2 separate regions of the Homo sapiens genome follow, and region 2 is linked to region 1. Evidence: read pairs that join two places in POLR2A ChIA-PET (ENCODE). Cell type or tissue: MCF 10A. All regions are shown on one strand. Each heading gives the region's core, and the rest is flanking DNA. Links, peaks and the distances in the headings are about the cores only.

Region 1 (4,391 bases), core at 164-4,163:
TGACTATCAAGCATGTTCTATCCCCAACATGGGCCTGCCCCTAACCACATTAAGTAAAATCAGTTGAAAATAGGAATAATACATATTGGGATTTCCTTATTTTTAAATAAACATTGGTTTATAAGGCACTTACCATACACATTGTGACTTATCTTCATTATAATCCTATGTAGTAGATATCATCCCCATTTTACAGAGGAAGAAAATGAAGTCGAGAAAAGATAGGTAGCTTGTCCAGGGTCCCTGCCGTGAAGTGCAGGTCTGGGACTAGACCCTGCACTTCTAACTCCACATCCTCCCCTGGTGGAGTCCCTGGTTGAGGGCCTAGTTCTGGATCTTCCATGCCAGCCTGTGCTTGGACGTTAGGCTGATCGCAGACAGACAAGCATGGGCCAGTCTGGCCTCACTGCCAGCACTGTGCTGACCCTGGGGTGGAAATGAACACCATTTCTGCTCTCTGCTTTCTGTAGGGATCTAGAAGGTCCTTTTGCAATCCTGGATCCTCTCTGGGTGTAGTGGCTGGAAGCCACTAAGAGTGGAGCCACCTCTCCTGCAAAAGCCACAGCAGCCACCATCCTGGGCTCCTGGAGGCCACTAGGAAGTGGATGTGGATGTGCTGAGGTGGTGGGATAAAGTACTGCCTGGGCTGTCCACAGTTCCGCTGTCGATTAATATATATAAAATCTTGTGAGTCATCTGCCCAAATAACTACACAAGGAGCAGATTGGCCAGTATCCAAAAAGAGATTCCTCATGCCTTTGGTGGAGGATAGTACAGATGCTGATGGGAGTGTAGCAAGAGAAGATTGGCTTATTTGTATCTTAGATCTTGCATTCATTGCTTCTTGGGCTGAGGGGCCATTATATTTCTGTGCTCACTATAAGGAGGACCCTTCTTGGGTTTCCCATGAGGAATATAATGCACAGATTGATCTGTGCAGCAACCTTGTATGTTAACCTCTGCTTAGAGTCTGGGAGCCCCCTGAGGGAGTGAGGAGTGCCCCAGTCACTCACCCTAGGGGATTAGTGAAAAGCCCTGTCTGTATCTATTCCAAAAGCTTCCCTAGATGACCCATTCTATTCTTAGAGCCCCTGCTTCCTGCCTTGACCCTTCCTGCTTCAGAACCATGAGGCTTTCAAGCTGGCCAAGGGGCTGGGCCTGTGCCCTTGCTGTAGCAGATGGCAAAAAAGTAACAGGAAAGAAAACAAAATCTTCATTCCATCTTTTATGACTTTTCTGATGAAACCAAAGTGAAGGTTATTTTTTCCCTAGCTGGGTAGCAGCAATCCCCTGGGGTGCTGGGGGATTGGGGTGTGCAGGCAGCACACTCGTGTGTGTATGTGGTATATGCAGGCTGTCTTGATCTTGCTGTCTCTCTCTTTCTCTCTTTCTCTTTCTGCCTCCTCATTTCTTTTTTTCTTCTCCCCGTTCACAATTATACTTCTTCTGGCCTTGTGTCCCTTGATCATCTTGGTCACTGTTCTTCATTACCAGTTTTTCATCCACTTTCCTCTATAATTGCTTGTGGACACCTCCTAGGCTATTTGAGCCATGCCATCTGCTTTCCAGAAACTCTCCTTTTCGAAAGAACGGCTGGCCTCAGCTTGCTAATTTGGAATAAAAGGACCGTATCATATTGGGCATTTTATTCCTGATTTAAGAAAGGCAGGGAGTTCCACTCCTAAAATCTTCTTAGGAAGGAAGAGGAGGAGGAGGGATGGGATTCTTTACTTGGAAGAGCTGAGTGTGAAGATGTTGGGGCTGTAGCAAGCGCTGGGTTTGCTTGGCATCCCTGAGTTCCCTGGCCGAGTTTCTTGCGATTCTGCCTGAACTTATTTAGGTTATCCATTATCCACCTCTATTTTCATCTACATAAGAAAGATAACCCAAGTTTTCCCAATTTTCTTCTTACGTTATGTTAAAAATGAAGAGCAAGCCAGCAGCGTGGGTCTTAGGAAGCGTCCTTTGCAAGCCCCTCATCTCACAGATGAAGCAGAAGGTCATCAGGGCCAGTGAGTTCACGCCGCTCCTCTGACTGCTGGGTCAGTGGCCTCGCCTGCCTCCCAGCTGCTCAGCTCTTGAAATGACTCATCTGGATCTTCCCTTCTAACTTTGCAGGACAGGGCTTGTCTGCTCAGAGACTTAACCCCGTAGTCCCACTCCCTAGACCATTGTGTTCCCTGGAGAACTACTCAGGCCATTCACCCACAGAAGCCTTTGAGAGCCCCTGCCCTCACTTGAGAAATTATCCCCATCAGGCCTAGACCTGCAGGGGCAGGCACAGCCCTCAAACTGTGGCCACACCCCTGAGGCCAGCTGCACTAGCCAGCTGCACTGGACTTGCCCTTTATGGCCCCTTCATACCATACGCCTGGGTAACGGCAAGACCCTCCCCAACCTGCAGAAGCCACAAGCAGTCTTCCCTCTGAAGGCTGATCCTGACCCATTACCCTACCCCACAGCCTGGAGACATCCAAATGACCCCAGCACACAAATGGCCCTTCTCTGAGAGAGTGTCCTCATGGCTGGAGGCCAGAATCACACTCCAGCTTGCTCTTGTGGTTCCAAAGACTCCCATTTGTAAATTCCTCCGACATGAAGATGCAATGCCAGCCCATCTGCTCTGCCAACCTATTCTGCAAGATGGGAATGAAAATGACTTGGCAACAGCAGATCCCTGCCACCCCCTTAGAATTCTTCAGGGCCAAACTGGCAACAGCCTGGTATCTCTACGAAGAGTGCAAGGGAGCCCACATTTTGACTAACACCTACTGTGTGCCAGTTGGTATCTTAGGTGACAACAACAATAGCTAAAATGAGGGGAGAGCTTATTATGTGCCAGGCACTGTGCTGGGGCTTTATATGCAATATCTCATTTGGGCTTTATCACAATTCTAAAAAATAAGTGCTATTATAAATGTTTATTTTACAAGTGGGGAAACTAAGGCTCAATAAGGTCAAGTGTCTTGCCTAAGATCACACATCTAGTAAAAGGCAAGGTCTGGATGTGAACCCAAACTGTCTAATCAAACACCATCTCCTAGTATCCCCATGACCTTGTAGGGGGTGTTATTATCCTCATTTTACAGATGAGAGTCTGAACAGTTAAGTCAATTGCCTAGGATCCCACAACCCGTCAATTACAGAGTGGGATCCAAACCTGGTCTTGCCAAGCTCCAAATTCTGTGCTGTCTCCACTATCTTGCTGCATGAGTCCTGGCAGCTGCCCTGGGCTGGACAGGAGTGGCTGGATGTGGCCTACTCCCAGCAGCTACCAGAGGCTGCCAGCCTCCTGCAGCCACAGCGCATTCCTGCTCACGCCCTGAGGCACACAGAGCTGGCATCCTGAGACCAAGCCAGGTTCCTAGCCCTAGGGCAAATGAAAGACCTCCTGCAGCCTGAGTGCACCTCAACTTTTGTATTTGAACTATCATGAGCACTTTAAAATGTTTTAATCACCTTTTTGAGGTAAAATATATCTACAATAAAATTCACCCCTTTTAAGTGTATACATTGATGAGTGTTGACAAATGTATACAGTCATATAGCCACCACCACGAGATGTAGACCATGATCAAGGTATAGAGCATTTCTGGCTGGCTGTTATGGCTCACGCCTGTAATCCTTGTGCTTTGGGAGGCTGAGGCTGGCAGATCACTTGAGGTCAGGAGTTTGAGACCAGCCTGGCCAACATGGCAAAACCCTGTCTCTACTACAAATACAAAAATTGGCCCAGTGCAGTGGCTCGCGCCTAGAATCCCAGCACTTTGGGAGGCCAAGGCGGGTGGATCAACTGAGGTCAAGAGTTCAAGACCAGCCGGACCAACCTGGAGAAACCTTGTCTCTACTAAAAATACAAATTAGCCAGGCGTGGTGGCGCATGCCTGTAATCCGAGCTACTCAGAAGACTGAGGCACGAGAATCTCTTGAACTCAGGAGGTGAAGGTTGCAGTGAGCCGAGATCGTGCCACTGCACTCCAGCGTGGGTGATGAAGTGAGACTCTGTGTCACCAAAAAAAAAAAAAAAAAGAAGAAGAAGATATAGAGCATTTCTATCACCCCAAAAGACCCTTCACACTCTTTACAGTCAATTCCCTGCCCCCACCACTGGTCCCACGCAATCAGTGATCTTCTTTCTGTTATTATAGTTTTGCCTTTTAAAGAATGTTATGTAAATAGAACCATACGGGAAGTCATTTCTGTCTGACCTCTTTCACTTAACACAATGCTTTTCAGATTCATGCATGTTGCTGTGTGTATCAGTAGTTTGTTCCTTTTTATTGCTGAATAGTATTCCATAATGTACGTATAACACAATTTGTCTGTCTACTTACCCATTGATGGACATTTGAGTTATTTCTAGGTCTCAGATATTAATAATAAAATTTCTT
Region 2 (4,391 bases), core at 271-4,270, 120 kb before region 1:
GCCTGCTCAGTGTTCCTTCAGTTCGCATAAGCACTCTTTTCATTGCAGGAGTCCCCCTTCTACATTCTCCCAGTCTCTGTGATTCTGATGGTGCTGAGTGAACCCGCAACTCCAGGAGAAGCCACACTACTCAAGTTCGGCCAAAGAGGGCACCCCATTCCCAGACACAGTGATTATTCGGGAATGGCTAGGGCCCAGCTAGGAAGGACACATCCTCTTGGTGGTAAGATTGCTGGCTGCAATGAAAACTAACACGGCAGAAAGAGGAGCCAGGAAATGAAAGCCAAGTTCTGAATAATATAAGATCAATGAACTCTTTTTGTTTAAACAACTTTGACTTAGGTTTCTTGTCACTAGCAACAGAGTCCCAATGCAGACCATTATTTGGTGGCCTGCTTATATTGATCTGATGAAATATTCTGCAGCCATTCTCAGCCATCCTCGTGAATGGCTTCTAGGAACACGGTTGTTTATGATAAAGTGAAAGAAGCATGATACACATTCATTAAACAGCAAGATCTTGACTATGTTTAAACATCACTCCCAAGAAAACACACCCAAAATATTAGCAACCATGCTGGTTGGTGAGGTTATAAATGTCAAACTTTTTATTCTCCACATTTCCTATACAAATGTCTTACAATAAATCTTAAAGAAAAAACTGAAAAATTTACATTTTACTGATTTGTACCCCCCTTAATTCCAAAAGGAATTATAATTAAATTATAATTATCTTCTCTAATAATATTTATAGAACACTTGGTTTTGAAGTGACAGTTTGGAATTCCCCTAGGAAACACTGACCAACCAGCATTACACAAATTAGAGCATTATTTCCTCAGTACTAAAACTGAAAAACATGCTCCCTTAAAAGAAAGTAGTCTCCTTTTCAATTACTTTGTGATCTTCAGTCTAAATACTACTAAGAAGGGAACATCACACTAGCAACCTCCTCAGAATATCTGATGCATTTATTTCATTGAACTTCGTCACATTTCATAAAGATTTTTCTCCACTCCCCCACATACCTGTCAAGGACTTTGAACCTGGACTAGAACACAGAATAAACTATGATTATTGGCCATGGTTGGTAAAGACAAATGGCCTTGACCAGCTGAGTGCAGAAGGATGGTCAAGATAGCATCTGCCAAACGCAGCTGTCTGGACTCTGTAGCTTCAGGATCCTGAGCTACTCCCTCTTTCCACTTTTTTTTTTTTTTTTTTTTTTTTTTTTGAGACGGAGTCTCGCTCCATCGCCCAGGCTGGAGTGCAGTGGCGCGGTCTCAGCTCACTGCAAGCTCCGCCTCCCGGGTTCACGCCATTCTCCTGCCTCAGCCTTCCGAGTAGCTGGGACTATAGGCGCCTGCCACCACGCCCGGCTAATTTTTTGTATTTTTAGTAGAGATGGGGTTTCACCGTGTTAGCCAGGATGGTCTCGATCTCCTAATCTCGTGATCCACCTGCCTCAGCCTCCCAAGGTGCTGGGATTACAGGTGTGAGCCACCGCGCCCGGCCCCTCTTTACACTTTTATCTTTCTCTATCAGGGCCTGTCCTGCTCTCTGCACCAAGGCTGACTCCCCCTCCCCACCCCAGTCTAAGATACTCATCTCCTAGCTGTTTGAGCCCAGGGATCTGTTCTCCTTCTGCAGCAGGTGGGGTGCAAGGAGACCAGAAGCCTGATGTAGAAGCACATGGTGTGGAGGGAATGATAAACCCAGGAAAACCTAGCAGCAGCAGCAGCAGCAGCAGCAGCAGCAGCAGCAAATCAGGCCTCTGCTTCTCCTCTTGCCCCTGCTGAGCTGCATTTACTCCAGCTCCTAACCCAGAGCATTATTCCTAGGGGCTTGATTTGGCTGTGTAAGAAACCCAAACTTGCACAAAGAGTAGTCCAGTGCCCCCTAGTGGCTAACTGGAATATTAACAGTGACATATTCTGGCACATTCAATTATAAAAGAATCTGCCTGCTGTGAAACACTGGTTGACTTTACTCTGTATGATAACTAGATCTTACCTGAATGTCGATATGTATTTATGTGGTTCCAAATGCTGGAGAAAAAACTCACTAAGTGGGTAAAGGGAGAAAACCAAATAGCTGCCCTCAACCTAATTCTATCACAAGGTACACTGGCAACCAAATCCCTGAGGCAGAACCTGTGACAAAGGCTAGATCTGGCCATGCCCAGAATTTTAGGACACAATGAGCTTTTTGCCAATTAGAAAGAGTGGTATTATTCACTTCAAGTTTTGAAACAGCCAGTGACTGATTTAGGAACATGCTATTTCGACAGTAGACAATAAAACAAAGTGTAATAAATATTAATGTCTATGTTTAAGAAAACGAATCCAACACATTTCATTAAAATAATTCTTTTAATTATTGATGCTTTGAATAAGAAGTCCATTTTACTAAATTTAGTATAAATTATTTTTCTTAAACAGAACCTGTTTGCTGGATCTCAGTTAAGTTCACTTTGCAGTTTTCAGACACAATGACTCATATTCAACTTTTCTCTTTAAGGATTCAGTGGCTTGATTCCTGACATTTCCTCTTTAAGAGGAATCTTATGTCATCTTCTGAAATCATGTATATGGGTAATAATATTAGTGTCTTCTCTTCTGAAGATGTGATTCTTTTAATGCCATGTTCTCTTCCCTCTGGTGACCTGACTTAGATTGTAGCAGCACTAGAAGCTATTAAGAGATTTGGGGCAGTTGAGGAAGCCTTAGGTAATTGTTAAGAGTAGAAGTATTTTTAAAAAGCTGTGGAGAGTGGTTTGGGAGGGGATTTTGTCCCTGGCTGAAGCTGGTCCATGCCTGGGTAAACTTTACTTATAAAAGAATACCAGGAACACACAAAATATTCTTCTCCTCTTTCTTTTGCAATCCAGTTTTGGAGCCAAAAAATAATCTGTGTGCACATGTGTTTTGATAATACTGTTTCGACTTAGGTGGGGAAATTAAATTCAGGAGTTTTATGACTTTCTTTTGTTCTGAGTATCACTTTAGAGTATAAAAAGTTTTTCAAAAGTTCTTTATCAGAAATAGTTTCACCCTATGTTGAATTAACAATACCCAGGATTGTGAGACATAAATCAACGTGAGTAGGAAGCTCCATCTGAGTTTCATCATTGTTTGTCTATCTTGGCAAGATTTATTCAGAAGCACCATAATGGGGGCCAATCCTTTTGCACCAGGCTCAGGCAGCTCAGGAGGCAGCTGTGGTGAGTGATGCACTCTACCAAGCACAGTGGCTTCTAGGAATAAAGAACACATACTCAACTACCTTCAAATGCCAATGGGCAATTTAAAACTGGTACTCATTCCTCTTCAAGAGCACCACTGGAAACATCTTTGGAATTGATGGGACAAAACTTATTTGATTATAGTGAAGGATATTTCTCTACGAAAATGGCTTCAAAATAGGAAAAAAGTAGCTACCACATCTTCCAGGAAATCCAATAACAGGTCAACTCTATTGGTAAACAAGCAAGTAAACAAGCAAGCAAACAAACCAGCATGTGACAGAAAACTGGCTAATATTCTGGGACGCTTTCCAGAGAAACATTAAGCCTTTTAAGTGTGTATGAGCCACTTTAAGAAACTTCATAAGTGTTGCTAAATTCACCACAGTCTGCTTCACCTAGAAAGGGGAACAGAGAAGAATTATTTTGTTAAACTGGGTTAACAAATCTTAAAAATTAATTCATTCTAGGGAAGGACTAGATAAAATTTCTGATCTAAATTAAGATTTTCAGTTCATTTCAACCACTAGAATATACTAAATAACCACTTGGGTTTGTTAAAATGCAGACTCCTGAGTTTCGGTTTCAATAGGTTGAGGGTGGGGCCTAGGAATCCTCATTTTAGCAATAACCCTCCTCTCCAAGTATGATTCTGACACACTGATAAACGCTACTAGGATGTAGCAAGAAGCAGGCCACTGCCGTGGCTGCTGTTGTTATCTCATTTAAGAGTATCTGAAGGCTTAAAAGACAAAAATAGTTGAGAACAGAAGGGGTCCTGAACATCAGGGCAGAAGAGCAGTGATTAGCCATTGCCCAGTGATAGTGACCACAGCTGGGAGGTGAACTTTCCCCCTTTCTGCTGCCACCAACCAGGGAATCCATCTCTAGGTATCAAGACTGGGCAAGTCTGTAATCCATGACCTTTTGTTACCTGTGTGTTTGCTAGGAAATATCCGGATGTGCGCCAGAGGAGATAAAATGAGGCTTAGCACAAACATGCTGCTGCCCAGACTTAACAGTGGTCAAAAGCAATGCTTATGCTTATAAGAACTGCTTGTTGGGCGGGCGCGGTGGCTCACACCTATAATCCCAGCATTTTGGGAGGCCGAGGCGGGCAGATCACGAGGTCAGGAGATTGAGACCA

Evidence for each region. Peaks named below come from ENCODE experiments on the same cell type or tissue, not always from the same donor. Only the 100,000 strongest peaks of a DNase experiment are listed, where the experiment ranks them.
Region 2: POLR2A ChIA-PET joins it to region 1 with 5 read pairs; 3 of 35 experiments call an interaction of 5 or more read pairs at or near these places.

The regions. Positions count from the first base shown.
Region 1 is chr1:167,661,029-167,665,419 of GRCh38, forward strand. The region is part of intron 1 of RCSD1 (RCSD domain containing 1); the gene reads left to right. Among named protein-coding and RNA genes, the nearest start is that of RCSD1, 33 kb to the left of the region's middle. RefSeq lists an enhancer at 2,012-2,111. In MCF 10A, for the core only: no CTCF peak of the experiment used is centred there; DNase peaks (open chromatin) are centred at 733, 2,173, 2,583 and 3,283.
Region 2 is chr1:167,538,660-167,543,050 of GRCh38, forward strand. CREG1 (cellular repressor of E1A stimulated genes 1) reads right to left here. Exons shown (of 4, transcript NM_003851.3): 4 at 2,354-3,642. The coding sequence ends at 3,639. Among named protein-coding and RNA genes, the nearest start is that of CREG1, 13 kb to the right of the region's middle. RefSeq lists an enhancer at 1,343-1,843. In MCF 10A, for the core only: a CTCF peak has its summit at 1,868 (motif pointing left); DNase peaks (open chromatin) are centred at 1,902, 3,172 and 4,212.